Regions from separate parts of the Homo sapiens genome. Here region 2 is linked to region 1. The links are chromatin loops, found by intact Hi-C in ENCODE. Cell type or tissue: HepG2. All regions are shown on one strand. Links, peaks and the distances in the headings refer to the core of each region. The heading gives the core; the rest is flanking DNA.

Region 1 (15,937 bases), core at 5,708-13,707:
TTTTTTTTATTGCAAGTGCATGACTACTTGTACAATTGGTGTCATTGCAATGACGTCTGCTAAGGTGCCATCACTCCTTTAATACCACGGTGTAAAAGTCAACACAGTGAAAGGGCAAATAATGTCTTAATCTACTGAGTTTCTTTTCAATTCTCTCTCTCTAACCATAAGAGAGCATCAAGATCCCCCAGATGCTTGCTAACGTCAAAAAAAGCTTTCTAAGCAGGAGGGGGATCGGGAAACACATCTTTAGGAACAAGCTAGTTTCTCAAAAATATTCACCTGAAAACCAAGATAGTGATTTTTTTTTAAGACTCTCAAATCACACCTGTTATAGGATGTTTGCCAGCTAAGTCTGTGCAAAGTCCTGAAATACGGTGAGAAAATGGTCAATCCATAAATGAGAAACACTTGTGACAATTCGCTGTGACAATTTACTTCCTCCAAAATGATTTTCTTATGCATATTATACATATATATAAAATATGGAGATATGTACATACACACGTGTGTGTGTGTGTGTGTGTGTGTGTGTGTGTATGGAGAGAGAGAAAGAAAGAGAGACAGAGAGAGATTGAGAGAGAGAGAGAGATAGACATGGGGTTTCATTATATTGCCCAGGCTGATCTTAAATTATGGCCTCAAGTGATTCTCCTGCCTCGGTCTCCTTTAGAGGCATGAGCCACCACACATCCCAAAATCACTTTCTATCAAAACTCTCTATTTTTCTATTCTACTACATTTCAAAATAAGCCAAGAAGGAAACTCAAACTAAGAAGAAAAGCACAATTTCCCAAAAGTATACCTACTTTGGAAGCTCCCAGAAACAGCTGATTGTTGACTTCACACTAATAAAGTGCACTAATTTTGGCTTCCACCCAGGAAAATCTCATCACTGAACTACCAAAGACACATATATATCTCAATATAGAGGCAAGCTTTAGCATCACCACACCAGAAATTTCTTAGGTTCTAATTACACATTGTTATACTGAAGCAGGCAAAGGAGAGTTGGAAACCCAACAGCAGGCCAAGCTTGATGAATAGGATATAACATTTAGCAAATGAATGGGATGGCATTAGCTATTAGTCCGTGATAAAAATCTGTAGATAAAAGTCCTTCCAGTTACCATCATAGTCTATTATGTACTAATGGTGTGGCTTTTGCCTATAAATTTAGCCCATTGTTGCTAGAAGTAGAGTAAATCAACCACCTACATCTGAATAACTTGAGGTGCTTGTTAAAAAGTGAGGATTCTTTGGGTCCATTCCAAATCTATTAAATCATAATCACTGAGATTGGAGCCTAGGAATCTCTGTCTTTAACACTTCCCAGGTGGTTTTTATGCACAATAATGTCTGCATGGAAACCTGACTGAATCCCTGACTGAGCCTCAGATTCCTTATCTGTAAAGCAGAATTGACTGTCATCATACTTTCCTATTTCACAGTTGTTGAGTATTGAGGATCAATCAAAAATATATGGGAAATGCTTTTTAAAGCTGCCAAGTGCTACAAAAATGATTATAACCATCTAAACTTCTACCACCTACACTTCTACCAACACCTCTTCTAAAAACTAAAAGTAAAAAAAGGTAAAAATAATTTTTCAAAGACACTACAGATATCTTAATTCTTGCAACTAAATCTCAGATAACTAGAATACTCAGAAAATAGTCTTCCCGTTAATATTTAACTGAACATTCTGGTCACTCTTTTGAAAAACCTTAAATGTGTTCCTACATTGTCTTTCCTTGGTAAATGCATAACTTAGTTTTTATCCGATGACAAGGGATTTTCGAGCTGGGTCAGAATTCTGAGTATCAGGTTTTGTTGCACAAGATTTATGCTTAGAAGAGTAATCTATGTTCGGCCCTGAGCTCATTTGCTAAAAGGTTTCTTGTTTATTTTTTCTTGTTTGGGGGGTATTTTATGGTTGATGGAGGCATGCTTATTTTAACCAAAAGCAGATCTCTAATTACAAGTTGTATTCCAAATGCTTATTTGTTCCTAAGTTGTCTGGAACTTAAATGCCTCTCCCCATAGTAAGAAAAAAAAAGAAGTTATAAATCATGATAAAGTTCTCTGGCTTGTACAAAAAGGCCACAATATAGATGAAATACATTTGCTGTATCTTAAATGTCACACAAATATTTTACAATGGTAGTCATCAAACTTGAGAGCAAAATTGAATATGAAACTATTTTCATTTACCTTTAACATTGCTACTTAAGATAAAAAGAGTCAGCTGGATGAAGATGAAAAGCTGATACAGCCGGGCGTGGTGGCTCACGCCTGTAATCCCAGCACTTTGGGAGGCCGAGGCGGGCAGATCACTTGAGGTCAGGAGTTCGAGACCAGCCTGGCCAACATGGCAAAACCCTGTCTCTACTAAAAATACAAAAAAAAAAAAAAAAAAAAATTAGCCAGGTGTGGTGGTGTGCGCCTGTAATCCCAGCTACTCAGGAGGCTAAGGCAGGATAATCACTTGAACCCGGGAGGCAGACAGAGGTTGCAGTGAGCCAAGTTCACTCCACTGCACTTCAGCCTGCACTACAAAGTGAAACTCCGTTTCAAAAAAAAAAAAAAGGCTGATAGATAAAAATTTCTGTAAATGCTCTAGAAAGGTTAATGGCCCCCAGTTCTTTATTATACAGAACACATAAGGTCTCTCAATGTGACCACCAAGGATTTTCTTCAGAGTCATGATTAGGATATGATGGGGGCAGGAGATGACAAAACTGAGTGTCCAAAGTTAACTAAACAAGTGAAATAGAAATTAGCAAAGTGCTTTTGAAACAGTAGCTACGTATCCCTGAGAAAGAGACAACATGGAGTGGAAACAGCTGAGCTACAAATGGTGAAAAAGAAATACCAGAACAAGATTCAAGGCAGAAGAAAAGAAGGGACAGAAAGCAATGCTGAAGAAGAGCGAAGAATCACAAAGACTGAATTCAGGGTGTGGCAGCAAAGTTATCAAAACCAAAGAGGCCTTGGTGTAAGTGAAGGAGGCTCTCCTTCATACATGCCGACTGCCACACTTGGAGTGTCTGTACCTGAGAGAATGTTCACTGACTAGATTTCTGATTCTGAATCCACGTTATCACAGAGGCCCCGTCTGCCTTCTTCTTAGGCACCTTCACCTTAGTTGGGTACTTCTGTTCCTTCACTATCTCCTCCATCTCCCTATACCCAAATAAAATTATATCCCAGTTTTAATCTTACCCCTGAATTTATACCCAAGTGTCATCTCTATGTGGATTCCTGACCATCACAGACCCTATGGGTCCCTGCTTGTGTATTTAGTCTTCCCATCTTCCCCTTTTCCAAATCAAAGTGTGGCTCAGTCTAACAAAAAATGCAGTACATTCATTCAAGCAATTAAAAGCTGACATTGAGTGTCAGGTACTATCCTCTGCCTAATAGTAAAAACAACAGTCTTGGGTTCCTAGGAATCCTTTATGTATTTTATTAGAACATGTGAAACAAATACCATAAGGGACACAGAGAACACTTCTCTGGCCTCTTAAGATGCTCTGGTTATTCTGAAATTAAAATGTTCAACTATGGCTGGACAGATAACAAATTTTATAAACCAAAGGAGCAATGTCAACTCCAAGTCTGATTAAGAGCAGAGACTTAGCTTGAACATTCTTCCTTCCATATTCTAGAGTTAAGATAATGGATCATAAGGGAAGGAAAAGGAAGCTAATTGAATTATAATTTTTACACCCAAATCTCAAATAATGCCAGCTTCTGCCTCTTATAAAGAAGTCTTTCACAGCATATACTCAGGGCAACTTGAATCTATGCTCCTGGGTTGTATTCCTCAAACTTGGCCCAAATAAAGCTCTATAATTACATTAATTTTGCCTTGGTTTTTTTTTTCTTTAGGTCAGCAGGATTCACAGTGACTTCCCACCACCACCTGGTGTTTTTCTCTAAAATCAGTGCTTGGTACCAGCATGAACTCATTGCATTCTCCATTTTTGGAAGTCCTACCACATGTTGTGGAGATGAGGTCTCACTCTGTTGCCCAGGTAGGTCGTGAACTCTTGAGCTCAAGCAATCCTCCCACATCAGCCTCCCAAAGTTCTGGGATTTCAGGCATTAGCCTCTATGCTCCGCCAGAAATCTTATCTTGTGTGGTTGAAGCTCATTGAGATTGGATGGATCGGCATTTCCATTGTGCAAACCACACTCAGTCTTCCAGAGTGGAAGAATAAATAAATGGAATCATGAAAAGTTAATTGGCAAAGCTTACAGAAAGCTTTAACCTTCCCTGGCCTAAGGCTCTTCCATTTGCTTAACTTACATTCTACCCTGCTTGGAAAACATCAGCTTTCTCCTTTTGAAATAAGAATGGAAAGATCCATGCACCTGGATGAAGGAGACTACGAACCAGCTCTCCTGAAAAGTTGTAAACTAAAAATAAAATCCAAAGCCCTCGACCAACTGAGTGGACCCACTCTCTGCCAAGGAAACCCCAGAGAAACCTCAAAAACTGAGCTCTCAGTCAAAATAGGAAGAGAGGTCAAACGCACTTAATTCTACTCCCTCCCTTTTGGAGTTGAGGCGTAACAATTGACCAGCATTAATGTTACAATAGAAATAAGACCGCGAAAACGTCTCTGTGGCAATAAGACACCAAGTTATAAACAAGACCTTAAGGGTATGCAAGGGGAGGGTTAAGTCATGTCTGCACACCCATCAATTTTGCTACATAGCATCATGCTTAACTTACAACATCCCTTTTTTTTTTTTGAGACAGAGTCTTGCTCTGTCACCTAGGCTGGAGTGTAATGGTGCAATCTCGGCTCACTGCAACCTCCGCCTCCCAGGTTCAAGCGATTCTCCTGCCTCAGCCTCCCAAGTGGTTGGCACTACAGGCATGTACTACCATGCCCTGCTAATTTTTTTTGTATTTTTACAAAAAAAGAGGTTTCACCCTTTTTTTGAAGGGGTTTCACCATGTTGGTCATTCTGGTCTTGAACTCCTGACCTCAAATGATCCCACCTGCCTCAGCCTCCCAAAGTGCTGGGATTACAGGCATGAGCCATCACACACAGCCACAACAGCCCTTTCTGTTGATTCCAAGTTTTAGACAGAGCCTTACTCCTTTAATCAATTGCAAATTAAAGAATCTCCGAATCACCGGGCAAAGTGGCTCACGCCTATAATCATAGCACTTTGGGAGGCTGAGGTGGGTGAAATTCCTGAGCTCAGGAGTTCAAGACCAGCCTGGGCAACAAAGTGAAACCCTGTCTCTACTAAAATACAAAAAAATTAGCCAGGAGTGGTGGTGTGTGCCTGTAATCCCAGCTACTTGGGAGGCTGAGACAGAAGAATCGCTTGAACCCAGGAGCGGGAGGTTGCAGTGGGCCGAGATTGTGCTATTGCACTCTAGCCTGGGCAACAGAGCAAGACTGTCTCAAAAAAAAAATCTCTGAATATGCTGAATAAATAACCTGTAAGCCCTTGCTTTAAGATATCCCACCTTTTCATATGGAATCAATGTATACCTTTCATGTACTGATTTATGTCTTTGCCAGTAACTCCTGCCTCCCTGAAATATATAAAAACACACAGTAATCCAACTGCCTCAGGTGCACATTCTCAGGACTCCTTGAGAAAGTGTTTCCCCGAGCCACAGTCACTCATCTTGGCTCAGGATAAAGCTCTTTAAAATATTTTACAGAGTTTGGTTTTTCCATTAACAAGGTGATACTCTTCACTATTGTCAAGGCCTTATAAGTTTCTCACTGAAAATTCTAAATTAATTAAGGATTCTTTTAACAGCAAGCTCTTAGGAGACAAAAACATCAAAGATCATGGTCTCCAACCTGGAAGATTTTGTTTAATAGAAAATACCATCAAATAAAGGACTCCTAGCCACGTTAGAAGGGCCAATATCAGGCTACCCTGCCTAAGTGGACATCTTCCTCAGTGGAGATCTTCAACACTTTGTTCTTTAGACCAGGACAAGAAGTGGATTAAAATATTCATTTGGTTACCTTCAGGAATAGGAACACTTTTCATATTTGTATTTCAAGTTGTTTTGTTGATAATTGTCCTTATTTGTGTCATCCTTTTGATTCTTAAATTGATTATGCTTTGTATTTCTAGATGTCTAAAGTCTACCACAAAATTCTATAACAAAAAACTCATCATAATAGCTAGATGCTTAGAAATGACCCAACATACCTCAACTCCAGTGTAAGTGAATGACCTGAAATCCCGCTGCTCTGTCCCCTTATTTTTCAATCCAATCCCTGAATTGTTGCCTACCAATTCAGCCTTGGAACCTCACTAAGTTTTTAAGTGATAGTACTTCTGCCCATCTCATTCCCTCTGACATGGGACAAGACTATCCGGAAATGAGCCTTCCCAGCAATGTGGGACAAACTTACATCCAAAACGTTGATCATCAGTATTTTAAGAAGAGAAAGATTTTTATTAAAAGGAGGAAATGAGAAAGAAAAATTGCTCAGAGCAGTCTGAGATATGCGAACTATGCAAAATTTATCAGGCCCAGAGGGACATGAGCATGGGACTTCAGTCACATCACTGCACCCATTCCCAGGGGCAATTCTTTAAAAGCATTTTGTTCCTGACAGCTGCCTCACCCACTATCTTCATGTTCCTGGAATGTGTGATACAAAGAACAATGTATAGCCAACCAATAGCTCGTTATTGTAACATGAATGCTTGATAAACAACTTAGGAACTGCCTCTTCCTTTTTCCTTTAAAAACCCATTTGTAACTGCTGCTAATAGGAGCATCTACTCAGGGCAACTTGAATCTATGCTCCTGGGTTGCAGTCCTCAAACTTGAGCCAAACGGACTCTCTACATATATATAGATATAGATATAGATATAGATATAGATATAGATATAGATATAGATATAGATATATAGATATAGATATAGATATATGTTTTTTTAAAGAACTCTTTCACTGAAACATGAAAGTAGTCTTCAGTGACCACCACCCATACGCAAGCCCTTTACACATACACAGATACACAGATATATGTATTCATAAGTATAGCAGAAGGTCACAAACAACACAAAAAAAATGCTTTTGAGGAGCTAACTGGAGAAATGTATTGCAATGTAGTTGAGAATTACATGACTGTAAAATCACACCAAGAAACAAGAAGGATATTTAAATACATCTCCAAGTCAACACATCTCGGTGGAAGTCTACACTTCAGTTCAAAACTTCATTTACAACCAAGGAAAGGCATCTAATATTTAACATACCTACTGACACATGTAGAGAATAATACTTGTTTTTCCCTCTTGCTGTTTTCCTCAGTTTGGCTCAGTACCTAGGCACAAGCATTCCAGGGCCCAGGGCCAAAAGCCTCTAAAGCACAGCTTGGTGGCCCTCTCCTAAGATCAACCACCACAATGGGGAGAAGCCAGGGTAGGACAGAATCCTCACTCCTTCATCCACTCTCACACATCTACATCATTTTAGTTTATCTGAGAAAACTGCAGAGTAATGTAAAAATTACATTGCCACTGCAACATGATTGCCTCTGAAAGGCAAGGCAACGCAACTCTTCTATTTATCCTGCTAAATTAAAACAGTGTAGCTGAGGATCATAGTGCTGGGCCTCTCCTAATCCCAACCCCAGGTTGCAATTAGTTCAATCTGTTTCTGCAGCTTTATGAAAAGTGTGCTGAGGTTTAATCTGAAAACAAAAGGAATTCTATAATTGCAGCTCCTTTCTAGAAGACATATCCCAGAGCTCTTTGACGACAATTGTCAGGATGCTTTTGGGGCCTTTTCCATTTGGAAGCCCATTATTTGGGGAAGTTTTTGGGGGGGGGGCGGGGTTGGGGGAAAAAGGTATTGAAGTAGGGAAGGGAAAGAAGAATACGAGTTTGCACTTTCAGTTCAGTAGCTAAATAGCAATTTCAACAATAAAGGGTCTCACCGTGTCACCCAAGCTGAAGTGCAGTGGCACAATCACAGTTCACTGCAGCCTTAACTTTCCCTGGCTCAGCTGAACCTCCCATGTCAGCCTCCCAAGTAGCTGGGACATAGACGCATGCTACCATACCCAGCTAATTTTTGTATCTTTTGTAGAGATGGGTTTCATCATGTTGCCCAGGCTGGTCTCAAACTCCTGGGCTCAAGCAATGGAACCGCCTCAACTTCCCAAAGTGCTGAGATAATAGGTATGAGTCACCGCACCAGGTCTATTTGGTAACATTTGTATGTTAATGTCTCACAGTGTTCCATCAAAAGATATGAAGTAAGAATTCTTTCCAATTCAATAGATGCAAAAGACCCCAATTAATGGATAAAAAAGGTCCATAATAGTCCTACTTGTGGAAGTAAGTCCTAGGACACTTCCATGTCAAATGCCCAGAGTAGCATCATCACACAGAATGCTGTTTGACCAGTTGACTGCAGGTCTCAAAGACTGGACAGCTTATTCCAAAACTAGACCTTTGCTGATATCTGTTGTGGATGTATAAGTAAATGAGCAAGAAAAATTTAAAACCTGAATTTTGCAATTGGAAAACCTGTAAAGGTTTATAGGCATGTAGAAATGGTTTTACACAAGAGTTACACACTGATTCCATATACAATTATCGACTACCTCATCGTGTGTGAAACACCTCAAGGTATTAATACTAAACAATTTAAGTGATCAGGTTGTAAAAGCTAAGGTCTTCCATTAACAAAATTTTTAAAAGGTGACTCAAGAGACTAAGTTCTCATCAATATTGTGTTATTATAGACTCAAAACAGTGTTACAAGATGCAAAATTTTATCTTGAGATGCAAACATCATGTGGCTTGGGGTACTTATTCTGTGAAACTAAGGCTTCTTTTTAAGTACTAAGCATACGGCACCATCTCTTAAGTCTAGGAAGATTGATTCCTCAAAGTATTATAGCATCTCCATGATGTCCCAAATATAGTGAAAATGGAAATGCATACAAAATGAAAGGAGACTTGAAAAATTAGAAATTTTTCTACAAAGCATTATTCAATCATATGTAAGGGGATATATTTTAGGGTACACTATACATAGAAATCTGTGATTTCCATATAATACAATAAAAATGATTCTATTTCCTTGCTGTTTTCAATTTACTTCCCTACCTACATTCTTCAGCTTGATTTTCACAATAATCCCATGCAATGCACAAGGGAGTTGATGTTGTCCCATTTTCACACATTAGAAATTGAGGTTTAGGGACAGTTACGCAAGGCCTCAGCAAATAATAACAGCCAGGAATCCAGGCCTTCTCTCAATCAGCACTTCCCACCATGAATTCAGAATAAAAACCAACCCCCACATTTCATGAAGTTGACTGTGGGTCCTGCAAATGTCATAGCAAAATAGCAGAGGAGTAATAGGTAGCTTTTGTTAGCAACACAAACCGTGTAGCCTCTGGTTAGAAGAGTGGGCAAAGAATCATAAAGGTTTCTTCAGTCACATAATGTGAACATCCATGGAATTTCTGAGCACCTGCAAGGAAATTCCAAAACGGAGCGAAAGGGAAAAAGTGTTCCGTAGAGTTCCTAATAAAACTTAAAGAGCTCCGCTAACTCTTCAACTGCAATCAGTTAACCCAAGTGAAGTCATGTATACTGCGCCCAGAGCCCCCTAAAAGAAGCAACACATTGATGCACCTTCTTAAGACCAACAACTTTCGCGTTTGACATTTTTCTCCTCTAAAAACCCGTACTCTCCTGGGGCAGGGGGTCGAGTATTTCTAAGGATGACCGTTTTGAACAGCCTGCTTTCACAGGCATCCATAATTCAAGTGAGAGTGAACCATCCTGCCCTGGCAAGGTACCTGGCAGGGGCGGCTGTGTAGGGCACTTGCAAAGGCTGCGGAGGAGAGCGCGCGGGCGAAGAAGCACTCCCGGACCATGCCTCTCTCCGGTGCCCGGTGCTGACTGCGCTGAGAGCGCAGGAGCTCGGCGCCGCCCTCCCCGTACTCCCAGCCCTCCCGGGCGCCGGGGCCTGGCCGCGGACCTACCAGCGAGAGTACTTTATAGGTGTTGGGGTCCTTGGCAGTGCGGGCGCGCGCCGCCTTCTCCAGCGGCTCCTCCCCCACGTCCATAGGGGCCAGCAAGGACGCGGCCGCCTGCGGGTCCCCGGGCGCCTCGGCAGCGTGGCTGCGGCCCCGATCGCGGCCGTTCCCCGCCGGGCCCTCCCGGGGAGCGCGCCCGCCCTCGCCGCCGCGGCTCCCGCCCCCCGCGCAGCCGTCGCGCTCCATCGTGGCCCCGGCCGCTCCGGCCCCGCTGCCCGGCCGCGCCTTTAATAGGCCCCGCGCCGCCCGCCCCGCCCCGCCCCTCCCCGCCGCGCCCGCCCCTCGCGGTCAGATCCTTGGCTCCCCGCCCTACACCCGGCTCTCGCAGTCAGGGCAAAGCGACTCAACGCCCCGGATTATTTGGCTTCCTGTCTGATTTCGGGCACTCTGTGTGTCGGTTATTTTGGGTCCCTTACGTGGGCGTGTCTTAAACTTCCCCCCAAGCCGTCCCCTCCCCGCGCCCCGGCCACCCTCCCGACACTTGCAGGAATCGCCCTGCGTGGCCTCGCGGCGCGGGCTGGGCTGGAATTGCAGCGTGTGGTCTGCAGAGGGCATGAGATCATGGGGCCCCAAAATAGAGCGGGGAGGAGGAGAAGGATGCAGCCGCCGATGCCGGTCCGGCTTCTCAAAGGCGGGAGAGAGTGGAGTCTTGGGGTCGACCTGTGAGTTTCTGGATGGAAATGCAAATGAACCATGGAGGAAGGCGACTTTCTGTTTCTCCCCCTCTGCGCCCCGTCCCCCACTACCTACGGTACTCTGAGAGAGAAATCGTCCACTTAAAATACGTGGGTTCACATGTACTGAACACACGTAAGGGATATTTCGATTCCCACGGTTTTATGTGGTTTCTGGAGTCTTCTCGCTATTGTTTGTATGTATATTTGCTTATTTTTCTAGACTTTCTGTATTGAAGGTTTCAGGAGTTGGCGTTGCCCTCTCCTGAGGTTGACACTGATACCTAGCTATATCAAAAGTGTTAATGCAATCTGAAATACTTTGATAAGCCTTATTTTTCAACTAGGACGCTAACAGTGAGCTGATTCTTGGTGGGTTTTGTTTTACCTTTGATTCTGGAACTTGTACATTTTCTGGCTCATCACTTAGCAAAATCACCAGTGTGTAGTGAAGTGAGACAGAGGGAAACCAGTGACTTCGAACTACTTTGCAATACCCAGGACTGACTTCAGGTACCAAGGAAAACAATTAATTTTCAATACATTTTGAATACATGAATATATACAAGTGTTTACAAATGAGAATGAATGTTTAACAAATATAAAATGCATGTTATCCCTTTAAAATAGTCAACTTGGGATGCTCTTCATTTATACTGACTCATCCATCCACCCATCCATTTATTCATCAAGTAATGAATCCTTCAACTCAATCTTTTGGCCTCCAACTATGCATACCATATAAAAAATGAATTAAAATGTATCTTTCCTTAAGTGTGGTGGAAGCGGGGGTGGGGGGGTAGGACCAACTCGTAAACAAAATAATTAAAACCTAAGTCATATATGCAGAATAGAGTCACACATAGGATATTGATACAGGAGATAGAAATTATTTAGGCAGATAGTATGAGCAAAAGAGCCCTCGGCAGAACTTACCTTCTAACAAAAAGCAGCCCAAGAAATCACTTCCTTTCTAACAAAGAGCAACCTGGAAGATTGGGCTGCAAACATAGGTAAGGAAACTGGAAGCTTGCACGGGAGATGCCGGCAGCGGCACAGACAGAAGGGGCTACTGGGGCCAGGCATGTCCACCATGGGGGTTCCACCTCCCCTCTTTTTTACCACATGCACAGTAAGAAGGAAATAAGCAACACGGAGTAGCTACCTGCCTATATAGTAGAAGATTGGGGCCGGGGCTGCCAGACACTTAAGCCCTATGCAGATGACACACCTGGTCCTAACCGGGTTTTCATGCCATATGCACGAAACCGGGTTTTCCCTCCTTATGTAGATCAGACACCGCCTCCCCACTAGCTCATCTATAAAAACCCCTGCATTTCACCACGTATTGCAACCCATTTTTTGGGACCCCTCTCTGTAGCAGAGCTATTCTCCTCCTTTTGCCTATTAAAAATTCTGCTCCAAACCTCACCCTTTGTGTGTGTCCACATATTTGATCTTTGTGGCCGTGAGACCAAGAACCTCGGATGTCACCATAGACAACAAAGCTACTTCAATATTATGAGAGCTTAGTAGAAAGGACAGTTGACATCTGGAAGAAGTAAAAGCCTTCCCTCAAAGCATTATTGAACTTTTTTAAAAAGTTACCTTTGAGTCAGCTCACAAACCACCCAAGAGAAACAGGTTTTCACTGTTTCATAATCACACATATTTTTCTGCCCCAAACTTGGCTCCAAATTTTCCTTTGACTCTTTCCAAAAATCAGATTCAAGGACAAAGATTTGCTCCACTGAGACTGGTCAAATGAGTGTCAAAACCTCTAAAAGCAACTCAACAGAGACATTATCCAAAGTGCCTTTAAACCTGACAAAACAAATGGAAGAAGTGTATTGTCTGCATCTCAAGGCAACGAACCACTTTAAAGACTTAACATTTGGAAAACACAGTGTGCAGTCTCCAGGGTCACAAACATCTTAAGGCCTAGGGAAAGCATTTTTCTGTGGCATTAATTTATTTTTAAGATTTTGTATGACATCCTGGTTTTTCTTTCTTTTTTTTGAAAGCACAATATGCCATGAACCATATTTGACTGAGGCAGCCCTATACACACTGCAAAAGGCAAACCATGTGCCATGTTAAAGGTTGCAGCATCTATTCAACAGGATTGTGTGCCCAGTGTGGGCAGATGGTCAGATTTTTCAAGAGAAGCAGGAAATTTAAATGTTTGTGTGAATTCTCCGGTTGCAAAATGTTGTCTACAAAATTCAGAGAAACAGTTTCTTCAAACAAACAAAATGTAGCACGTTTAAAAGCCAAACAAAATGTAGCACATCTGCAGGACAGACCTGGCACACACGTCACCAGGATGTGGCCTCTGCCTAATGCTCATGCCTCATCTGTGCCAGGTGGGACTTAATATGGGTAATTATAAAAACCCAATTGGAAGTCTAAAATCGGAAGAATAAAAATGAGCCAAGGCCGGGCACGGTGGCTCACGCCTGTAATCTCAGCATTTTGGGAGGCTGACGCGGGTGGTTCACTTGAGGTCAGGTGTCTGAGACCAACCTGGCCAACATGATGAAAACCAGTCTCCACTAAAAATACAAAAATTAGCAGGGCATGGTGGCACATGCCTGTAGTCCCAGCTACTCTGGAGGCTGAGGCAGGAGAATTGCTTGAACCTGGGAGGCGGAGGTTGCAGTGAGCCAAGATCATGCCACTGCACTCCAGCATGGGCAACAGAGAAAGACTCTGTCTCAAAAAAAAAAAAAAAAAAATGAGTCAGATATGCCATTTTCAGGTTTAGCTATAGACATTGCAAAGCCTATAGTGAAATATTGCCTCAGTCTTCTTTATTCTAAATGATCTGAGGGACAGCTTCACCATCACATTCCAAAGTACAATAAGGTCATGAGATATAAAACCACAACACAATTTTTGGGTTAATGCAAAGGTGAACAATGAATGTTTCATCCTTAATCCTAAATCACTCTGTTTTAGTGATTGCATACTCTAATCTGGAATAGCAGTAAAGATGATAATTTAAGATTTTGTGTAAGTTTTCTATTAAGTTTTATTGTAACATAAATATTTAGACATTTCTGTCTTGGTGCTTGAAGCTTTGGTTGTAGATAAGGCCAAAACACCAAACAAAAACAATTTATCAATGTTTAATTATTACTTTGAAATATTACTTTGAAACAACTTTTCTTAGTGATTAAAAAATGAAATATGCTGTAGGGTAATTATTTTAGCAGCTGTTTCAGAGCTTTTCCAGCTTTCTTCTAATTCGCCAGTAAAACAAGAAAGACATCTAGCCAAATCTAAACAGAAAAAAAACCCACAAGCCTCTTTAATCTTTGTGAGGCCTAGGGAAAACATTTTTCTGTGGCATTAATTTATTTTTAAGAATGTGTATGACATCCTGATTTTTCTTTCTTTTTTTGAAAGCACAAAAATATGTCCCCTGGAGCAAGAAGCTTGGATAACTATGTGACCTTGAACAGATTACCAGAAGCCTCTGAGCCTTAGTTTCCTTATTTGTAAAATGCTCTTTCAGATAATATCTCTAAATGCCAACAAAATGTTTGACATTTCAACTTTACACAAACATTTAAATCTATCATTTGCATTTGTAAATCAACCACTCACTACCCCTAAGGGAGAGAATAAAAAGATTTAATTTTCTCCTATATTATGCATGGTTTATATATAATCTCTGGGAAGGTTTGAGACCTGTTATTGGGCCTGCATCTACAAAGAGGGTAAGGAAAGGATTCTTGCTGCTCTGGGATGAAGGAGAGATGCCTACAGGGATCAGTTAGGTAACAAAACGAATAGAGAGAATTCAGAAGTGTAAGATCCAAAGGAGAGTAATAGAACCTGGGAAAATGGAAAACGCATGTACCATCCAAAGAGAGTGTGGGGTTCTAATTAGGGAAAAGGAGTCAGGATGGCGGGACCGAGGGAAAGCAAAAATATAAAGCAGATAAGCTGTAAGTCTGCCTTGCTTTGTGGTCCAGAACATGTAGCCCTCTTGCACAAATAACTCACAATCTTCCTGCACTCAGCTATCATCAGACCCTCGGGTGATTAAAAAAAAATGCAAGCTAATTCACTGCAACCTCGGTGTTATCAGTACTGCACAAAGCCCTCTTCAGCACACAGCACAAGCACCATTCTAGAACATCCCCAGCAAGCCTTCGTCTCCTTGCAGTCAGCTCCTCTCTTGCTGGCCTGCCCATTGTTCCCTTGCAACACATTTTCATACGTGCTCTAATAAATATGACTTTCTTTACCTACAAGTATCTTCATAAATTCTTTTTACCCCCACACCACTGGCCCCAGATTGTCGCTGATTACCTGCTACAGGAAGTTGGTTTCTAGTCCTTCACTTTTTGTTAACCACGGTATCTGCCACTCCTTCATTATCTCTTACACTTCTATTTCAAACAAAATGTAGGGTTGCCAGGTAACCTGAATTTTAAGTTTGATTAAAGTACAATTTACCTATTATCATATCTACCCATTATATGCATACAGTTCAGTGATTTTTAATAATTTATACAGTTGTGCAACTATTAATATGATCCAGTTTTGGAACAATTTCATCACTTCAAAAAGTTTGTTTCTGCACATGTATAATCAAAAACTCCCATTCCAGTCCCAACCAAAGACTTCTCTGCTTTCTGTCTGTAGCTTTGCCTTTTCTAGAAAATTCATTTAAATGGTATTATACTAAGTTGTCTTTTGTGTCTGTCTTCTTTCACTTAGCATAATGTTTTGAAGTTCATCCATGCTGATGCAAATATCAGTAGTCCCTTTTTATACATAGTAGTAATTTATTGTATGGATATATCATATTTTATCTTTTCACCAGTTGCTGGACATTCGTATTATTTCCAGCTTGAGCTATTATAAATAATGCTTCTATGAACATTCATGTACATGTCTTTGTGTGAATCTGCATTTTCATTTCCCTTGGGTAGATAACTGGGAGTTTCATTGTTAAGTCATATGCAAAGCGTATATTTAAATTTTTGAGAAACAGAGAAACTGTTTCCCAATGTGGCTGTACCATTGTACATTCCTGCCAGCAACATGTAAGGAGTCCATATGCCCCTCCTACACTTACTATTCACAGTATATCAGTGGGTAAGGAGTCCACATACTTTGCAATACTTCCTATTCTCAGTCTTTTATAATAGCCATTTGAATAGGTGTTTGGTGG
Region 2 (15,937 bases), core at 3,510-11,509, 100 kb before region 1:
TTCCCAGGTTTCTTCCCCTCCAGCCCAGCTTCTGTGTCTTCCCTCCATCCACTCTCAGTGCCTTGCCTCTGAGGATCTGTTAGAAGCATGCCAGTTATCTGGGTCCCTCTGTGGGAGCTGTTCCACCTGGCTGTGTCTATTGGGCTATGTCTAGCCAGCTATATTGCATTCCCCCACTTGCCCCCATATCTGTATGTCTTCTTTTGAGAAATGTCTATTTAGATCCTTTGCCCTGTATTTTAATCAAATTATTAGATTTTTTCCTATAGAGTTGTTTGAGCTCCTTATATATTCTGGTTATTAATCCCTTGCCAGATGGTGTTTGGTAGATCAGCTTTCATGAAACAAACCTTCTCTTCCTCTTTGCTAAGCTACCTGTCTTCCTGAAATCCTCGGCCTGAGTAGTGACACCAGCTGGTTAGAGGCATCAAAGGCAGCAATCAGCCCTCAGAGGACAGTCCCAGTGGGGCACAGGAAGTCAGCTAATGAAAGGGCTGGCCACCGAACCTCCTCATATGCCACTTAAAAGCCACTATTTTTACTCTTTGCAAGATATTTTCCACTTCAAAGCTGCTGCCTTTCCCCCCTTGATATACCCTTACTTCCCAATTAAATTTTCAGGCATGCTTTCTTCCAGTTTCAAGCCAAAATTCCTTCTGAAAAGCCATCTCTCCAAACATGGTTTTATGAGGAAAGCTAACAGACCTGAACTGTGGGGTGTTGAGGGCACCTTTGATATGGCCCAGAGCACAGACAGCCCTGTCTCCTCCAGGGTGCACTGCTAAACAGACAACTACTTTAAATAGACAGAACTCCACCTCTGCCAGCCTTGCCCTCCTCCCTTTCACAAGCCACATCCGAAATCTCTATCATCCACACTCCTCTGTTTGGCCTGGACAACAGAGTGACTTTGACAAGGCTCTCAGAATATTCTTCATGAACGCCAGCATTCCTCTTTGTGGTCTGGTTAACCACAGTAGATGAGTTTAGTTTCCCCTTTTCACAGAATTTTAGAAGTTGGTGGACAGATGCAAGACTGTAGAGATCTGATTACTTAGAGTGGCAGAATCAGAAGGAAAAGGAGAAAACAGCTTCACAGAGAAAATGGCATTTGAGCAAGACCCTAAAGGAAACGTGAAAGGCCGCCCATGAGGAGGGAAGAGTACACACAAAGATGGAGAGAGAAGATGTGAGGTGGATATGGGGCAAACCAAGGGCGACAGCTTGAGAAAAATCTAGCAAATACCATGAAGATGAATAATTAAAAGGTAATGTTAATAGGCTGGTTGGGGTCAGATCATGGAACAAAAAAGAATTGGAAAGTTATTCTGTGGTAAAAACAGAAACCACAACCATTTAATGAGCATCTATCTACCATGTGCCAAAATCTACCATAGCCACTGAGGTTACCATGAAGTCTCAGACACGGGCCTCAAAGTCCCCTCTAGGAACACAGAGGCTAATGTCTAGCCACCAGGTTCTTGTGAAACACATGTTATAAAATAAGAGTATTTTACCCTGTGACAGAAACAAAGTGCTTTAGGAAACCAGAGGCAAGGGAAGAAGAGGTGATGGTGGGAGAGTGGCCAAGTTCAGTGTCACTGCAGAGGAAGAACAGTTTGGACTGAGCTTTGTGAAGTGAGATAATGAGAGGTTTGGGGATTGATGGTGTATTAGTCTCTTTTCACATTGCTATAAATAACTACCTGAGACTGGGTAATTTATGAAGAAAAGAGGTTTAATTGACTCACAGTTCCACAGACTTAACAGGAAACATGACTGAGAGGCCTCAGGAAACTTACTGTATTAGTCTGTTTTCACACTGCTAATAAAGACATACCCAAGATTGGGCAATTTATAAAGAAAGGAGGTTTAATTGGCTTAGAGTTCCATGTGGCTGGGGAGGCCTCACAATCATGGCAGAAGGCAAAAAACACATCTTACATGGTGGTAGACAAGAGAGAATGAGAGCCAATCAAAAGTGGAAACCCCTTATAAAATCATCAGATCTCATGAGGCTTATTCACTACCTCAAGAACAGTAAGGAGGAAACCGCCCCATGATTCAGCTATCTCCCACTGGGTCCCTCCCACAACTTGTGGGAATTATGGGAGCTACAATTCAAGATGAGATTTGGGTGAGGACACAGTCAAACCTAATCACTTACAGTCATGGCGGAAGGTGAAGGGGAAGCAAGCACCTCTTCACATGGTGGCATGAGAGAGAGAGCTAAGGGGGAAGTGCCACACACTTTTAAATCATCAGATCTCATGAGAACTCACTCAGTATGATGAGAACAGCAAGGGGGAAATCCACCCCATGCTCCAAGTACCTCCCAACAGGCCCCTCCTCCAAATCGACATGAGATTTGGGCAGGGACACAAATCCAAACCGTATCAGATGGGATATATAGGCAGGAAAAGAGATGTTGTTCAGGGAGAAAGCAAGTGTGCTTAGATCAGTGTAATATTAATAAATATTGAATAAACAGCTGGAGGTGAGGGGAGATCTTTGTTAGTAGAATTACACGACTTCTATTGTAAATGCTTCCATTGTGGATACTTTCAAACTACCAATGTGAAGTTAACCAGCTTGCAAAACCTCTGACAATTTATCAATGGACTCTTCTAAGTAGGTGAAGGCTGGCCCCTGCACACCACTGCTTGGTTTGAATATGCTGAATTCGAGGTGACTAGTAAGAATTACAGGTCTGTTGATCCACTGAGAAGCTGAGCCAAAGCAGGGTCTTCAAAGACTCAATGGTCTGCTGTATTTGGGGAAGATGGCACTGAGTAGGTAGCCTCCAGGTCTTATGCCCCTATTCAACTGAAGCAGCTCTGCTGTAAAATCTGTTTACGCTCAAACAGTATGCACCGCTTCACCATTTTAGAGGCACCCAATAAAACAGTATTACAGTTGATATCTAAATTGAAAGCTAAATTCAGATTCGCAGAATGTTGAAGAGTTAATCCTTCCAAGTAGCCCTGAGTATACTCCAAAGTCTCTTACGCTGATGCTTGTTACCATATGTCTCGTAATCGCTTACTGCCACCTGCTGGGCAAAGAGATGTAGCACTCAAGGACAAATTGTATCTCAAGAACAAATTTAACCCTAAGCAGCTGTAACATCCAGTTCTTGGTCCTCCGGTGTCACTACAGTTGTTAAGACAGAAGCTGTTAAAAAATGACAGTCTAGGCAGTTCAGAGAAATGTCCCCAGTGGCAGCTGCAGCCATCGCCAGTCATTCTGAGAGCTTTCACGTGACTGGTGAAGGTCCCATTGATTGGCCCAGACTTCAGTGACCCCTGAGGTACAAGGGAAGGCATTTCTCCCCATATGATGCTCCTCTCAGTGTTCAAAGATCCCAATGGATACTCCAACACCCAAGCCAACATCTTGATTCCCCCAAAATTCCCATGGCATCTGCATATCTAGTTCATGGGCACTCCTTACTTACATCAAATATCCCTAACATTTCCTAAACTAAAAATATCCAAGGATGATACTTCACTGAGCTCTAATATTTAAAAGACTTTGCATTGTCTATTATACAAAAACATAATTACAAGAGCTAAATATAGTTGCTGACTTACTTTTCTTACTTCACAAGGAAAGAGGACTTCATTATGAGAAGAAAGAAAAAACACTCAAAAGAAGGCACAAAAGATATTTTAAAGTTATTGATGGGCTAATTATTAATGTGATCACCACTTTTCATATGATAACAACAAGGTGAAATTTACAGTTATTTATGAATATGCTAATATGGGTATTAAAAATTTTTACCAGGAGTGAAAATTTTTCTTTGTATTATTTATTATTTTTTCTAGGTGTGTGTGTGTTTTAATAACTACTACTTAGCATGACTCTTTTGTGAGTCACCTGCTCAACGTCACATGTGCTATGGTTTAAATGTGTATCCCAAAAGGCATGTATTGGAAACTTAATCCCTAATGCAACAGTGTTAAGAGGTGAGACCATTAAAGAGGTAGTTAGGCCAGGAGGGCTCCACCTTCAAGAGTGGATCAAGGCCATTATCTAGGGAGTTGGTTTGTTATAAAAGGACAAGGTTAGTTCATTCCTCTCTCACTTGCCCTCTCTTGCCCTTCACCTTCCTCTATGGGATGACATAGCACAAAAGCCCTCATTAGCACTGGCACCATGATATTGGACTTTTCAGCCTCCAGAAATGTGAGCCAATAAAAATTTCTGTTTTTTATTAAAAATTAAAATAAAATAACTACTATTTAATACAAAAATGGAAACTTCGTAAACATAACAACTAACATTCTGATTTAACTTGATTGAGAAAAATTAAATAAAGTGGAGTTTCTTGAGCCTTAGAGTGGTGGACAAATTCAGATGTTACATTTGTTTCTAAAAACAGAGCATACTAATATCAACCCCCCCTTCCCAAAAAAATACCCTACAGCTAACATCATTCTTCACGACGAAAGACAATACGTTCTTGCTAGAATCAGGAACAAGGCGAAAATGTCCACTTACCACCGCTTTTCAGCATGGTATTAGAAGTTCTAGCCAGTGCAATAAAGCAAGGAAAGGAAATAAAAGGTATGCATATTGGAAAGAGAAAAATAAAACTGTCCCTTTTTGTAGAGAGCATGATTGTCTATCTACAAAAGTCCCAAGGAATCCACCAAAACACCCTCCTAGAACAAAAACTAATTGTATTTCTACATACTAGCAATGGAAATGTGGAAGGTAAAATTTTAGATACAGTAGCATTTACAATTGCTAAAAATATTCTTGAGTGTGAATCTAATAAAAACAAGCCAAAAACTACGAAATAGCAATGAAAGAAATCAAAAATCTAAATGAATGGAGAGACATACTGTGGTCATGGATCAGACAACTCAACACTGTTAAGATGTCAGTTCTCCCCAAATTGATACATAAGTTTATTGCAATTACCAGCACAATCCCAGCAAGAAATTTTGTTGATAAGGACAAAGACAAGATTATTCTAAAATTTATATGGTGCTGGGCACAGTGGCTCTTACTTGTAATCCCAACACTTTGGGAGACCAAGCTGGGAGGGTGCTTGAGCCCAGGAGTTCAAGACTAGCCTTGGCAAAGTAGGAAGACCCTGTTTGTTTGTTTGTTTGTTTGTTTGTTTGTTTGTTTGTTTGTTTAGAGACGGAGTCTCAATGTCTCCCAGGCTGGAGTGCAGTGGCGCCATCTCGGCTTGCTGCAACCTCCCACCTCCCGAGTTCAAGCAATTCTCCTGCCTCAGCCTCCCGAGTAGCTGGGACTACAGGTGCATGCCGCCATGCTCTACTAATTTTTTGTATTTTAGTAGAAACGGGGTTTCACCATGTTGCCCAGGCTGGTCTTGAATTCCTGAGTTCAGAAAATCCGCCCGCCTTGGCCTCCCAAATTGCTAGGATTACAGGGAACTGCGCCCGGAGTAAGACCCTGTTTCTAAGAATTAAAAAAAAAAAAAAAAAATTAGCCGGGTGTGGTGGTCCACACCTGTGGTCCCAGTCACTCAGGAGACTGAGACAGGAGAATCTCCTGATCCTGGGAGGCTGAGGCTGCACTGAACAGTGATCATGCCACCGCAGTCCAGCCTGGGTGATAGAGTGAGAACTTGTTTCAAAAATAAAATAAGATAAAATGTATATGGAAAGGCAAAGGAACTAGAATAGCTAAAAACAATTTTGAAAAAGATGAATCAAGTGGGAAGACTCACTCTACCCAATTTCAAGACTTACTTTGCCGACACAGTAAACAGGTTACATGGTACTGATGGAGGGACAGTGACATAAATCAATAGAACAGGATAAAGAACCCAGAAGTACACCTAAGAAAATACACTGAACTGAGTCTTAACAAAGGTCAAAAAGCATTGCAATGGAGGAAAGATAGCCTTTTCAATATACGGTCCTGCAGCTATTGTATATTCATAAGTAAAAATGTGAACCTTGACCTAAATCTCACACATTATATAAAAATTAACTCAAATTTTTGAATCATAGATTTTAAAGTAAAATGTAAACTATAAAACTTTAGAAGAAATCATAGACAAACATTTTCAGGACCTGGGGTTTGACGAAGAGTTCTTAGACATGACACCAAAAGCATGCTTCATAAAAGAAAAAAAAAATGATAAATTAAACTTCATCCAAATTAAAAGTGTTTGTCCTGCAGAAGACCCAGTAAAGATGTGAAAATACAAGCCGCAGACTAAGAGGAAATATTTGCAAACCACATATCTGATAAAGGAGTCATGTCTAGAATTCATAAACACTCTCAATCTGCAACAGTAAAAAGTTAAACTATTCACTTAGAAAATGGCAAAAGACGTGATGAAGTATTTCACCAGAAAGCATACATAAATGTCAAATAAGCACATGAAAACATATGCAACACCTAATCCAATTGTGAAATGCAAATTAGGATCACTATGAGCTATCACTGCATGCCTATTAAATCAAATCAATGAAAAATAATGACAATAATGAAAAATAATGCCTGTAAGAATATGGAAACACTAGATGTTTCACACATCGCGGGTGGTGATGTTAAGTGTTATGGCCACTCTGAAAAACTGTTTGGCAGTTTCTCAAAAAGAAATAAACATTCACTTACTAATCAACCTAGCAATCATCCTCCTGGACATTTAACTCAGAGAAATGCAACTTTAAGTCCATAAAAGAACCTGCATATAGTTGTTCATAGCAGTGTTATATGTAACAGATAAGAACTGGAAATAACTGAAAATGTCCTACAATAGGTGAGTGATTCAGCAAACTGTGTACCTCCAAACTAGAAATATAACTCGGCAGTAAAAAAGCAATAAACTATTGATACACAGCAACTTGGCTTGATTACAGGAAAGTGCACTAATTGGGGGGAATAAAGCCAATCTCAAAGGGTCACATACTGAATGATTTCATTTATATAACATTGAAGCTACAAGCTATTACAGGTTACAAGCTTAGTTTATTCTCTGCATTAGATTTGCATGATTTACTTCTCTGTGTCTCTTTATTAGATGTCATCTCCAGTGCCAATGTCATCCTTTAATAGATGAACAGTTGCCAGGGTTTAACGATGCTAGAGGGAGGAGGTTAGTAGTATTGTAAAGCGGTAGCCCTGGAAGATCCCTGTGGTAATGAAATAGTTATATATCTTGATTGAAGTGGTGCTTATCAAATCTAAACATATGGTAAAAGGACATAGAATTATGCACATGCTTTTTATCATTGTCAATCAACTCCTTGGTTTTGATGATGTAATCACTGGGGAAACCAGGTAAAGGATACACAGAACCTCTGTACTATCCATCTCTGCAATTTCCTGTGAATTTGTAATTATTTCAAAATGAAAGTCTTTTTTAAAAAAAAATCCAACTCACAAGAATAGAGAGAGGATGCGCTTTGACAATTAATATATTTGTGTGCTATGCATGATCGAATTACCTCTTCTTGGTAAATTCAAAGGGCAGGAAGTCCGGGCGTGGTGGTTCATGCCTGTAATCCCAGCTACTCAGGAGACTGAGGCAGGAGAATCGCTTGAACCCAGGAGCGGGAGGTTTGCAGTGACCCGACGTGCCACTGCACTCCAGCCTGGGCAACAGAGCGAGACTCAGTCTCAAAAAAAAAAAAAAAAAAGAAATAATTAATTTAAAAAAAAGACAGGAATCCAATATATTAATTATACTCCTGCTGAATCTCTTTACTGCTTTCTTTATGCCGTAATTCTTATACTGTAGTACACAGATGGTTTCTATTACACTTACAACTCTTTACTAAATTTGATTTAATGATTTACATGTCTATATCCCTCTATCAGATATCAAACCTGGGTCCACACCAATGTCATCTTTGAAATCCCAGTGTTTGGCACAACAATGCATATTAAGAGTTAAATACAGGTTGGTGAATGAATGAGCTATAGTCAAATAAGTTGTACATTCATTTTAAGAAGTGGAAGAATTGGATTTAATCATTCCACAATGTATACACATATCGAAACTTTACATTGTACACCATAAATATATACAATCTGTCATTTGTCAATTAAAATATTTAAAAGAAATAAATGGAAGAATGTAAAAGTGAATAACTTCAGATAATAGCTATGGGAGTTTGGTGTCTTTCTAGGAAATATTTTGATGAATGAAAGCACCTACATTTTAATGACAAGAGCATCTTACTGAGAACGTTCTCTCTCTAGCTGTCCTGGTTCCTTCCCCAAACTGAACAATTCCAAGACTTGCCAGCAGGGGGAGAGCAACTCTTTAGAGATGGCCTCTAACTATATGCTACTCTGCAGCTGTAGGAGTTTCCTATGTTCAATTTTATCTGATGTATAGAGTTAACAATGTTTCTAAAGTGACAACTGTATTTATTGTTGTTGTTTTTAGTATTGCTGTGAAACATAGTCATAACAAACTTGTAAATTCTCCATCTACAATCAGGATTTACCATTTATGCTGTCAACACGTCCTCTTCTTCCTCCTCATTAAAAAAAAAAAATTGTGGTTAACCACAATTTTTAAAAAACCCACATAACATAAAATTTACCATGTTAAACACTTGTAATTATGTGGTTTAGTGGTGTTAACACATTGTTGTGCAACAGATCCCTAGAAAACAGATCTCTTGTAAAAGTGAAAATCTACACCCATTAAACAACTCTCCATTCTCCCAGCTCCTCGTAAGCACCATTCCACTTTCCATTCTAGAAATTTGAGATCTTTGGATGCCTTATATAAGTGGAATCATACATTGTCTTTCTTGTGAATGGCTGATTTTACTTAGCATAATGTCCTCAAGGTTCATCTATGTTGTAGCATATGTGAGATCTTCCTTCTTTTTTAAGGCTGAATAATATTCCATAAATATCCCACATTTTATGTATTCATTTATCTGTCAATGGCCACTTGGGTTGTCTCCACCCCCTGGCTACTGTGAACAATGCTGTGAACATGGGTATGCATCTACTACGTCCTTTGAAGTATGGAATCAATATGCACACCCAAACGACTTTTGCCCCAATTCTTTTTTTTTTTTTTTTTGAGACAGTTTCACTCTTTTTGCCCAGGCTGGAGTGCAGTGGTGTGATCTTGTCTCACTGCAACCTCCTCCTCCCAAGTTCAAGCGATTCTCCTGCCTAAGCCTCCCAAGTAGTTGGGATTACAGGCATGTGCCACCACACCCGGCTAATTTTGTATTTTTAGTACAGATGGGGTTTCTCCATGTTGGTCAGGCTGGTCTCGAACTCCCAACCTCAGATGATCCACCCACCTCGGCCTCCCAAAGTGCTGGGATTACAGGCAAGAGCCACCATGCCCAGCCTCCAATTCTTTATTTTTTTGAGACAGGGTCTCACTCTGTTGCCCAAACTGGAGTACAGTGGTATGATCATGGCTCACTGCAGCCTCAAACTGCTGGGCTCAAGGGATCCTCCCACCTCAGCCTCCTGAGTAACTGGGACTACAGGTGCACACCACTATGTATGGCTAATTTGCTTTTGTATCTTTTGTAGACATGGAGTCTTGCTTTCGGGCTTAGGCTGTGTCTCAATTATTAACTTCACAAACAACTGATGGAAAGAGGTAAAACTGGACCTATTATTCTCTGAAATGTTAGATTTATGTCAATTGTATTTCACAAAGTGTAGACCACTAGCCTCAGAATTACCTAATGTGTATTTATAAGGAAGAGCTACAGACTGTCGTGAGAGTGATGGGCAGGATTCTACCTGTCAGTAGGGTTTACTGAGTTTTATAGACAGTAATGGTAGAGAACCACAGCCTCAAGCCAAGTTTCCCCAAGCAAACCATAATTAGGTTCATCCAATCAAAGGGAGAGAGGCCAAAGTGGGTTTAAAATGACACATTGTATTATAAGAATGAGCATAGCAGAAGAGTGGCTTATACTCCCTCTTAATTAGAGAAACATCTAAACCTCCTGAAATAAACAGGAGATTCTGAATGTGACAAGCAGAGCCAGAATTGTCTCTGAACTCTGCCCCCCAGCTTTTCAGAACCCTGATTTTTCTCACTAATTCCCTCAAATATGAGGAAAAGCAAATTGACTATATAGGTTTACCTATTCCTTTTCCTGACTACTTTGGGATGGAAATCAGTTGTCTTATTTAGCTAATGCTGCATAACAAATCATATGTCGATTTATTGGCTTTTCACAATTTCCTATTTTTCACGATTCTGTGGCTTGTCTGGGCTCATATAGGTTGTTTTTCTTATGGGCTTTTCTGGGGTCACTTGTGCCGCAGCAGTCATCTGGTAGCTCTATTGGGACTGGAGAGCATAAAATGGCCTTACTCTCTCATATGAGAACTTGGTGCTGGCTGTGAGCCTGGACCTCTCTACTGGATAGTCTCTCATCATTCAAGTAGTTTAACCTGAGCTTTTTTTCATAGTGGTAGGAGCTCCATTTTCGGAACCTAAAGCAGAAGCTGCAAACCTCCTAAGGATGCCTTATAAAATGCAAAATGTCACTTCTGCCACATTCTATTTGCCAAAGCTAGTCCCAAGGCTAGCCTACATTCAGAGGATGTGGAAACAGGCTCTGCCTGTTGATGGGGGAGCAGCAAAGTCACTTTGAAAAGGAGCATGCAGAATGGAAAGATAAAACAATCGCTACAGAAAATGGTAACATGATGGGAAAACTGGTGAAACAAGGAAAGGGAAAACAAGGACAGGTACAGTGGCATGCACCTGTAGTCCCAGCTACTTGGGAGGCTGAAGCAGGAGGATTACTTGAGCACAGGAAAAAAGTAATAGAAAACAGAGTTGACAGAGATGTGTTATCTCCTCGGTAGGTGATAAATAAATGGGCCAAAGTATAAGAGCACTCAACACAGGAATTATTTATACCTCAAATGAAGAGGAACTTCATATGAGACACAATTCCGGAAGAGGAAAACAGCTCAGATACCATGGAAAGTCTGAGGACAACCTCAATCCATCTTTTCTTCTACCCCTAACTTTCATGCACGTCCCTGTGAAGAGACCACCAAACAGGCTTTGTGTGAGCAATAAAGCTTTTAATCACCTGGGTGCAGGCAGGCTGAGTCCGAAAAGAGAGTCAGCGAAGGGAGATAAGGGTGGGGCCGTTTTATAGGATTTGGGTAGGTAAAGGAAAATTACAGTCAAAGGGGGGTTGTTCTCTGGCGGGCAGGAGTGGGGGTCGCAAGGTGCTCAGTGGGGGTGCTTTTTGAGCCAGGATGAGCCAGGAAAAGGACTTTCACAAGGTAATGTCATCACTTCAGGCAAGGACCGGCCATTTACACTTCTTTTGTGGTGGAATGTCATCAGTTAAGGTGGGGCAGGGCATATTCACTTCTTTTGTGATTCTTCAGTTACTTCAGGCCATCTGGGTGTATATGTGCAAATCACAGGGGATGCGATGGCTTGGCTTGGGCTCAGAGGCCTGACATTCCTGCCTTCTTATATTAATAAGAAAAACAAAACAAAATAGTGTTGAAGTGTTGGGGCGGTGAAAATTTTTGGGGGGTGGTATGGAGAGAGAATGGGCGATGTTTCTGAGGGCTGCTTCAAGCGGGATTAGGGGCGGCGTGGGAACCTAGAGTGGGAGAGATTAAGCTGAAGGGAGGTCTTGTGGTAAGGGGTGTTATTGTGGGGTTGTTAGAAGAAACATTTGTCGTGTAGAATGATTGGTGATGGCCTAGATACGGTTTTGGATGAATTGAAAAACTAAATGGAATAACAGAAGGAGAAAAACAGGTATAAAAGGTCTAAGAATTGGGATGACTCAGGATATCTGATTAGAGAGTGCCTAAGGAGATTCAGCATAGTCCTGCCAGCAAAGATTATTTATTTACTTCAAGAGTTAAGAGTGGCAGTTTGGGGATAGCACCAGGAGATATCAGCTGTGATGGCTTGGAAGAATAGTGTAAACAAGAGCAGGGCATGTATGAGTAGTTGAGAACAGTGAATAGGAGTATGACTAGACAGAAGATAGCAGGGATGACAAGTTTTTTTGGGGCACAGTCTAAGTTGGTCTGGTGTCTGGAATGAGACTGGGCCTAATAAAAAGGAGCATCTATACAGGAGCTCAAATGGGCTGTACCCTGTAGCATTCTGAGGACAGGCCTGAATTCTGAGAAGGGAAAGTGGTAAAAGTATTGTCCAGTCCTTTTTAAGTTGGTGGCTGAGCTTGGTGAGGTGTGTTTTTAACAGACCGTTTAGTCCATTCTACTTTTCTTGAAGACGGAGGACCGTAAGGGATATAAAGGTTTCACTGAATACTAAGAGCCTGAAAAGCTGCTTGGCTGATTTGACTAATAAAGGCTGGTCTGTTATCAGACTGTATTGAGGTGGGAAGGCTAAACTGAGGAATTATGTCTGACAGAAGGGAAGAAATGACTGCGGTGGCCTTCTCAGACCCTACAAGAAAGGCCTGTACCTATCCAGTGAAAGTGTCTACCTAGACTAAGAGGTATTTTAGTTATCTGACTCGGGGCATGTTGAGTAAAGCTAATTTGCCAGTCCTGGGTGGGAGCAAATCCTCGAGCTTGATGTGTAGGGAAGGGAGGGGGCCTGAATAATCCCTGAGGAGTAGTAGAATAGCAGATGGAACACTGAGAAGTTATTTCCTTGAGGATAGATTTCCTCGATGGAAAGGAAATGAGAGGTTCTAAGAGGCGGGCTAGTGGCTTGTACTATAGCATAACCTGCTTTTGCTGGTGTGTGGCGATTAGGCCTGGTGGAACCGCCATCAATAAATCAAGCGTGATCAGGGTGAGGAACAGGAAAGAAGGAAATTTGGGGAAATGTGAATGTCAGGTGGATCAGAGAGATACAGTCATGGGGGTCAGGTGTGGTATCAGGAATAATGTGGGAGGCCGGATTGAAGTCTGGGCCAGGAACAATGATAATTGTGGGACTTAACAAAGAGTGAGTACAGCTGAAGGAGCCGGGGAGCAGAAAGTATATGCGTCAGGTATGAGGAAGAAAATAGATTTTGGAAGTTATGAGAACTGTAGAGAGTGAGTTGAGCATAGTTTATGATTTTGAGGGCCTCTAAAATTATTAAAGCAGCAGCAGCCGCTGAACGCAGACATGAGGGCTAGGCTAAAACAGTAAGGTCAAGTTGTTTGGACAGAAAGGCTACAGGGTGCGGTCCTGGCTCTTGTGTAAGAATTCTGACTGCACTAACCATGCCTAGGAAGGAAAGGAGTTGTTGTTTTATAGAAGGTGCTGGGGTTTGAGAGATCAGTCGGACACGATTGGCAGGGAGAGCACATGTGTTTTTATGAGAATTATGCCGAGATAGGTAACAGATGAGGAAGAAATTTGGGCTTGATTGAAGTAATGGGGGCTGTCTGTGAAGCTTTGTGGCAGTACAGCCTAGGTAATTTGCTGGGCTTGATGGGTGTCAGGGTCAGTCCAAGTGAAAGCGAAGAGAGGCTGGGATTAAGGATGCAAAGGAATAGTAAAGAAAGCATGTTTGAGATCTAGAACGGAATAATGGGTTGTAGAGGCAGGTATTGAGAATAGGAGAGTATATGGGTTTGGCACCATAGGGTGGATAGGCAAAACAATTTGGTTGATAAGGCGCAGATCCTGAACTAACTTGTAAGGCTTGTCTGGTTTTAGGACAGGTAAAATGGGGGAATTGTAAGGAGAGTTTATAGGCTTTAAAAGGCCATGCTGTAGCAGGCGAGTGATAACAGGCTTTAATCTTTTTAAAGCGTGCTTCGGGATGGGATATTGGCGTTGAGTGGGGTAAGGGTGATTAGGTTTTAATGAGATGGTAAGGGGTGCATGATTGGTCGCCAAGGAGGGAGTAGAGGTATCTTATACTTGTGGGTTAAGGTGGGGGGATACAAGAGGAGGACGCAAAGGAGGCTTTGGAATGAGAAGAAGAGCGGCAATGAGATATAGCTGTAGTCCAGGAATAGTCAGGGAAGCAGATAATTTAATTAAAGTGTCTCAGCCTAATAAGGGAACTGGGCAGGTGGGGATAACTAAAAAGGAGTGCTTAAAAGAGTATTGTCTAAGTTGGCACCAGAGTTGGGGAGTTTTAAGAGGTTTAGAAGCCTGGCTGTCAATACCCACAACAGTTATGGAGGCAAGGGAAACAGGCCCTTGAAAAGAAGGTAATGTGGAGTGGGTAGCCTCCATATTGATTAAGGGGACAGGCTTACCTTCCACTGTGAGAGTTACCCGAAGCTCGGCATCCGTGATGGTTTAGGGGGCTTCCAAGGCAATCGGGCAGTGTCAGTCTTCAGCCGCTAAGCCAAGAAGATCTGGGAAGGAGTCAGTCAGAGAGCCTTGGGCCAGAGTTCCAGGGGCTCTGGGAGTGGCTGCCAGGTGAGTTGAACAGTCCGATTTCCAGTGGGGTCCCACACAGATGGGACGCGGCTTAGGAGGAATCCCGGGCTGCGGGCATTCCTTGGCCCAGTGGCCAGATTGCCGGCACGTGTAGTAAGCTCCTGTGGGAGGAGGTTCTGGAGGAATGCCTGGCCTCTGCGGTTCAGGCATTTGGAAGTTCTTGTGTGCTGGAGATGTGGCTGGGGTTTGTCTCACCGTGGAGGCAAGGAATTGCAACTTTTTTCTATTATCGTACACCTTGAAGGCGAGGTTAATTAAATCCTGTTGTGAGGTTTGAGGGCCGGAATTTAATTTTTGGAGTTTTATTTAATGTTTTATTAATGTCGGGTAATAAAATGTATTTTGAGAATAAGACGGCCTTTTGACCTTTTAGGGTCTAGGGCTGTAAAGTGTCTCAGGGTTGCTGCCAAACAAGCCATGAACTGGGCTGGATTTTTATATTTGATGAAAAAGAGCCTAAACGCTATCTGATTTGGGATAAAGAAAAAGGAGCATTAACCTTGACTATGCCTTTAGCTCTAGCCACCTTTTTAAGAGTAAATTGCTGGGCAGGAGGGGGAGGGCTAATCACGGAACGAAACTATAAGCCGGACCAGGTGTGAGGAGGGGAGGTGATAAAAAGATTATAGGGTGGAGGAGCGGAGGCTGAGGAAGAATTGGGACCTAGCTCGGCATGATGAGGAGCAGTCTGGGGAGGAAGGGAGAGGTCAGATGGGTCTGTAGAAAAGGAAGATTAGAAAGACTCAGTGACGCTTGGGGTTGGTACTGAGGGGACATGCGGGAGGGAAAGAAGGAAGATTTGGGACGAGTTGCACTGGGCACAGAGACTAGGAAAGGAGTGATGTGTAAAAGAATGCCTGGACATCAGGCACCTCAGACCGTTTGCCTATTTTACGACAAGAATTATTTAGATCTTGCAGCAAGGAAAAATTCAAAGTGCCATTTTCTGGCTATTTGGAACTACTGTCGAGTTTGTATTGGGGTCAAGTGGCATTGCAGAAGAAAATAAGGCATTTAGGTTTTAGGTCAGGTGTGAGTTGAAGAGGTTTTAAGTTTTTGAGAACACAGGCCAAGGGAGTAGAAGGAGGAATAGAGAGTGGAAGTTTGCCCATAGTGAAAGAAGCAAGCCTAGAGAAAAGGAGGGAAGGGGTTCGGGGGATCTTACCTTCCAGAAAAGTGGGAAAAGGGGTTGGGGCACAGAGATAAGAGGTTGGAGCATGGAAATAAGGGATGAGGTACAGAAGGGGTCGGGGCACGGAAATAAGGGATTGGGGTGCAGAGATAAGAGGTCGGGGCGTGGAAATAAGGGATTGGGGTGCAGAGATATAAGAGGTTGGGGCACAGAAATAAGGGATTGGGGCACAGAGATACGAGGCTGGGGTACTTGCCCCTCCTCTAGAAAAGCGGGACTTGCCACTAAGGGTGAAGGAGAAGGGGTTGAGGGGTACTTGCCCCTCCCCCAGAAAAACAGAGAAGGGGTAGAGACAAGGAGAGAAGGGGTTGGGGTACTTGCCCTGTCCCCCAGAAAAGCAGAGAAGGGGTAGGGACAAGGAGAGAAGGGGTTGGGGTACTTGCCCCTTCCCC

Evidence for each region. Hi-C counts contacts between places; a loop is a spot of excess contacts. Peaks named below come from ENCODE experiments on the same cell type or tissue, not always from the same donor. Only the 100,000 strongest peaks of a DNase experiment are listed, where the experiment ranks them.
Region 2: a loop joins it to region 1, with 5 times the contacts of the local background. A loop is called at or near these places in 4 of 110 quality-filtered maps.

The regions. Positions count from the first base shown.
Region 1 is chr6:131,802,357-131,818,293 of GRCh38, reverse strand. ENPP1 (ectonucleotide pyrophosphatase/phosphodiesterase 1) reads right to left here and starts at 10,274. Exons shown (of 25, transcript NM_006208.3): 1 at 10,019-10,274. The coding sequence starts at 10,258. In HepG2, for the core only: a CTCF peak has its summit at 10,617; DNase peaks (open chromatin) are centred at 9,973 and 10,513; H3K4me3 peaks cover 2,952 bases.
Region 2 is chr6:131,902,464-131,918,400 of GRCh38, reverse strand. CCN2-AS1 (CCN2 antisense RNA 1) reads right to left here. Exons shown (of 3, transcript NR_187596.1): 2 at 14,167-14,454. Among named protein-coding and RNA genes, the nearest start is that of CCN2-AS1, 8.5 kb to the right of the region's middle. RefSeq lists a silencer at 8,138-8,432 and enhancers at 10,469-10,995, 10,996-11,522. In HepG2, for the core only: a CTCF peak has its summit at 8,247 (motif pointing right); a DNase peak (open chromatin) is centred at 8,260.